Regions from separate parts of the Homo sapiens genome. Here region 2 is linked to region 1. Evidence: chromatin loops called from intact Hi-C (ENCODE). Cell type or tissue: endothelial cell of umbilical vein. All regions are shown on one strand.

Region 1 (2,500 bases):
CATGAATATTTTATAAAGGCACACTGCATTATCAGAAAGCTGTTCCACACATCCACACTTTAATCTGTTATAAATTAACTTGAGTCAGTTCAAATGTTATATGTAATGCACACGATTACAACTGAAGTCAAATCATACACACCCTCAGTAACTGTAAGCCTAAAACAACTCCAACAGTGAATGAGACGGCTAGAGTTTTCCCTAAGGAAGGATAGGGGTTGGGGGCAATCTGCAAAATGGATATAACTGAGACAAATGCAAAGACTGAAAATATCCTAAAAACCTGAAGATGCTCGTGTGGTTTCACAACAAAGTCCCTTTATAAGATCCACAGCCCAAATGACTGCATCTTTCAACTGCTCCATTTCCAGAACTCCTGATTTTAAATCACACTGAAAACCTTTGGCTGCAATTGAATTAGCATGGTTGGATTTAGCCCTTCTAAATGCCAAAAAGGAAAAAAAAAAAAAAAGTACCATTCTAAAGTTTGTTTTGTTTTAAACTCGGATCTTCTGCATTCCAAAATTGTATCCCTCTGACTAATATAAACCGTTATTACAGAGAAATGGTTTTTTTTTTTAAAAAAAAAAAAAAAAGCCAGTGAAAAAGAATGAGGGAGTAGTAATGGTAACATACAGTACCATGAGCTGCAGCGGCCTCCCAGCCAGTGGTGCAAGGTTAACAGATCAGTCCTGGCCTTCGGGCAGACAGCAGAACACAGCCTTGGGGAAGGGGGGACAGGGACGGAGGCCAGGGGAGGGGGCCCGCTCTCAGGCAGTTTACACAAGAAGGCAGCTCAGCTCCTTTCTGGCGCACTCCTCCTCTCTATCTCCCAACCTCTTTGCGTGTGTCTTGTCATATTTTCTTCAGCTGTTAATTGTCCAGACTCCAAGACTTTAAACAGCCACAGTTTAGGAAAAAGCGAAACCCTTCTAAGTGACCATCACAGCAAATCAGCTTCATGCTAGTGGGTAAAATTTTCCAAGGGAAGTGTTCTTCTGATAGTTCCTGAGTCTCTAAGTCACCCCCACCCCCACCCCCACCGGCCGCCACACACACTCCCCTGGAGGGCTAAATGCACTGTGGCAATAAAACATTCATGCGACTTGGAATTTTAACACAATGCCATTTCCCTAGTTTAACCTGAAAGGAATGCACTAGTCACAACAGACTACATCATCCTGCCATTAAACCCTGCCAAGGAACCGCTTTTTTGGCCGCGCTGGGCCAGCTTTGACGGGAAAGGAGTACACAGACCCACACACTGAGCACAGAGGGGCCACCTCTGCTTCCTCAGCCTTATCCAGCAACACCCTGCTCTTGAACATGACCCCTGACCCCTTGCATTGTGACCAGCTTGTGAGGCATGTGTCACCCTGGAATTTCTGCAGAGCCACACACTGCGCAGGCCATTTGCTGCTCCCTCTCAACAGGCTCTTGGGCAGACGCCAAAGGTTCTTTCTTATTATTACTGCTACTATTGAAAGTCTTCTGTTTAAATGTAGGGATGCTTTTTCCTCGAGTTGTATGATAGTGTGGCTTGGGTTTTTTTTTCCCTCCTTTGTTTGTTTTGGACTTTTTAAAAAACAAACTTTACATTTGCATTGATAATTATGTTATTATTAATGACAAAATGATTCAGTATGGGGACTACTTATCAAAGGTGCCAGTTCTTTCACATTTAAGTGACATTCAATTTAGATTTACAAAACACCCAGAAACAATTCCTATTTCTCCAGAGAAGTTGAGAGAAAAATTCAAAGGGATTGAATCCTAAAACACCTACACTTAACCATTTTTATTTACATGCTATTATTACAAAACAAACAAGCAACAATATTAGATCAAAAAACTGGATTTACTGACTTATTGCTTGTGCAGAGAGTTCTGCCTTCCAAGCAACATAACTGACAAGCAACTATTTTAAAAAGTATGTATACCAAATGAAAAATTAAAATCATACTAAATGTTTACAAATGTTTTTATAATTTTAAAATTGTTCTCATGTAGCCCTTTATAACCAATCACAACAGTACTAATTTTTGCAAGTTAACAGAGGTCATAGTTTTGCACCCCAAAATACCCCTTTCTTCTTCTACCACTGATTCTCCTACCACTGAAGGATGTCTTCCAGATTGTCTTTTTCTGATCATTCATCTTATTAACTATCTTCATATGATGCACATTCACTTTCAATCTTGTCCAATTGTTTTATTATTCCTCTTCTCTACTGTAGTCATAGGCAATTCTAAAAAGCACAAAGTCCCCTCTTTTTGCCCTGACCTTGAGCTACAGCCAGGTGAGCTGTGATTATCCCTACAGAAGGCAGAAGGTGTTCCAGCTTTAATCTCCTGGAGTGAGGCCATGTCCCCTTTCAGTAACAAATGAAGAACATCTTACTTCATCTAAGAGAATACCCTAAAATACAAAATGATGATCTCAAAGCAGGTTAACATGCACATATAAAATAAAACCAAATTGTCTTCTTTAGAGTAATTTT
Region 2 (2,500 bases), 340 kb before region 1:
GCTGATTTAGAGGTGGGAGATCTAATAATAATAATTCCCGGGAATTGTAATAGCATCGCGGGGGACCCTGTACTAGGCACTGGATGTGGTCACTCCCACCTCATCCTCACATAACTGTGAGCTAGGGTGGTATTTTCTATGTCGCGCAGATAATAAAATTAAAGTCAAAGATATCCAGACACTTGTCCAAGGGCTAAACTGCAAATAAGAAGCAGAGTCAAGATGACATTCAGATCCAGCTGGCTTTGAAGCCCCTGCTTGTATCTGTTCAGAAGCTATGACAATTGCAGGGCCAAGACATGATCAAGGCCAGAACTAAGGTGCGGAAGCAAATACAGTAAAGAAAACAGCAGACAGAAAGCTGTGTGTCAGGGGAGGACTTGAGAGGACCCAGTGCAGACCCGAAGCTGCAGCAGACTGAGAGAGACATTCTCAGTCCTTCCTGCCTGTGCCTGCAGCAGGCATTGAACTGGATTGGCTTTTGAGCCCTACAAGGAACAATGATGGAAGGCTTTATTGCTGTGTTTTGCTTCAGAAAACTGGTAATTCTTACACATTTCATAAGCCAGGAGCAGAGTAATTATCCACTTATTTAAAGCCATCTCCTCATTTGTGTATTTATTCATTCAGGAAGCTGGTGGGGTGGGGCCGGGGAGGGTGGCAGAAACAGGAAACAAAATCCTGGAAACATCATTAATTATTATTTCCTAGAGATAGCAGTGCCGTGCTATTACCTGCTCATCACTCAAGGCCAGGCCCAACTCGTCCACCTTTTTTGGCTTCTGCTGCTTAGCATAGAGCCCTACACACAGTAGACATTCAACAGGTGCTTCGAGATAATGAGGCTGACGGTGTCACCCAGGAGACATCCCACTGCTGGGGTCCAGGCCCTGTCCCAAGTCTGGCTTGTGGGTCCTTAAGCAAGTCACTTAAAGTCTTGATGCCTCTGTGTATTCATTTGAAGGACAGGAATAATGATGGGACTTATCTCTCTGGGTTGTTAGTAAGATCAATGAGTTATGATAATGGAAGACTTAAAGCAGTGCATTCCAAAAAGATTAGCTGATATTAGTAGCCGTAGTATTGAATGCTTGGGTCCCATTAGGATCTGCTACCTTGTCTCAGCCACAGGCCCCCAGGGCTGGTGACGGGGATGCCTGGGTTATTAGATACAGGGCATTCATTGCCAAGCAGAAGCCTGAGCCCATTGTTCTGAGTAATTATGCTCAAAGTTCTCGGAACCTGCTTGTTTCTGTCCTTTTAGTATCGCCTCCTGTGCTACCGCTTGGCTCTGCGCCTAGACCGAGTCTGTGTTGGTTTCTGGAGTCTGCCACTTGCGGAAATGTCTATTTTAGCAGGGTGTCTCCTCTTGGCCTGGGAGGCCCTTGCTGAGCCCTGCTTTGTCCCCCTCAGGCATGTGGAGAAGCTGCTTTGGCTAACCCCTCCTGCCTACCAGGCCACAGATGCCTCAGGAAAGTACTGACTCTCCAGGCAGGAAGAAAGGAAACAGTTTTGTAGCTCTGACATTTTGGGGAAGGGGGTTCCTGGAAGCACCCTCACTTGCATCCCCAGTGGTCCCCTTCCCCTGAAGCTTCTAATGCAAACTTCATCTTTCTTCCCCAAGTTGACACACTTTTCTAACTTCCTGGACTCAACAGGGGATGAGCTTTCTTCGAAGCCCCTCTCCCCTACTGGTTTTCCCATCTCCCTCCCCACCTGACTCTGTGGGGAAGAAGAACTTTTGGTTTCTTGGTCTGACTGCTGGCCCATCAGCTTTCCTCCATGCCTCTCCTTTTGAATTTTCTGCCAAAAACTGACTTGACCTCCCACTTTTGAGAAAGCCATAGTCACATGGTACAAGAAGTTTTATCCTCCAGCCTCTTGACCTCTGCCTACCAAATCCCTCCTGCCTGTCCTCCACTGGCCACCCTCACAGCTTTCCCCACAGTGCAGACGCTTCCTTCCTTCCTTCCTTCCTAACGTAACCGCCCAGTGGTTCACCTTGTCCACAGCCTAGACAGAGCCGATTTAGCAAGACAGGGCAATGGCAATAGAGAAAGAGTAATTCTCACAGAGCTGGCTGTACAGGAGACTGGAGTTTTATTATTACTCAGTCTTGAAGAAAACTCTGGGATTGGGGGTTTTAAGGACAATTTGGTGGGTGGGGGCCAGTGAGTCCAGAGTGTTGATTGGGTCCGAGATGAAATCACAGGGAGTCAAAGCTGTCCTCTTGCACTTGAGCCAGTTCCTGGGTAGGGGCCATATGACTAGATGAGCCAGTTTATCCATCTGGGCGGTGCCAGCTGGTCCACCAAGTGCACGGTCTGCTAAACATCTTAGGCGCTGGTATCAGGTTTTATAATAATGATGTTATTCCCCAAGAGCAATTTGGGGAGGGTCAGAATCTTGTAGCCTCCAGCTGCATGACTCCCAAACCATAATTTCTAATCTTGCGGCCAATTTGTTAGTCCTGCAAAGGCAGACTAGTCCCTAGGCAGGA

What was found. A loop is a pair of places that touch in the nucleus more often than their neighbours do. Peaks named below come from ENCODE experiments on the same cell type or tissue, not always from the same donor. Only the 100,000 strongest peaks of a DNase experiment are listed, where the experiment ranks them.
Region 2: a loop joins it to region 1, with 4 times the contacts of the local background. A loop is called at or near these places in 3 of 110 quality-filtered maps.

The regions. Positions count from the first base shown.
Region 1 is chr9:16,704,112-16,706,611 of GRCh38, forward strand. The region is part of intron 3 of BNC2 (basonuclin zinc finger protein 2); the gene reads right to left. Among named protein-coding and RNA genes, the nearest start is that of BNC2-AS1, 21 kb to the right of the region's middle. RefSeq lists enhancers at 289-1,043, 2,451-2,500. In endothelial cell of umbilical vein, no CTCF peak of the experiment used is centred here; DNase peaks (open chromatin) are centred at 230 and 1,250; H3K4me3 peaks cover 1,020 bases; H3K27ac peaks cover 2,500 bases.
Region 2 is chr9:16,363,277-16,365,776 of GRCh38, forward strand. No RefSeq gene overlaps it. Among named protein-coding and RNA genes, the nearest start is that of LINC03041, 88 kb to the left of the region's middle. In endothelial cell of umbilical vein, no CTCF peak of the experiment used is centred here; DNase peaks (open chromatin) are centred at 415 and 1,255; H3K27ac peaks cover 1,075 bases.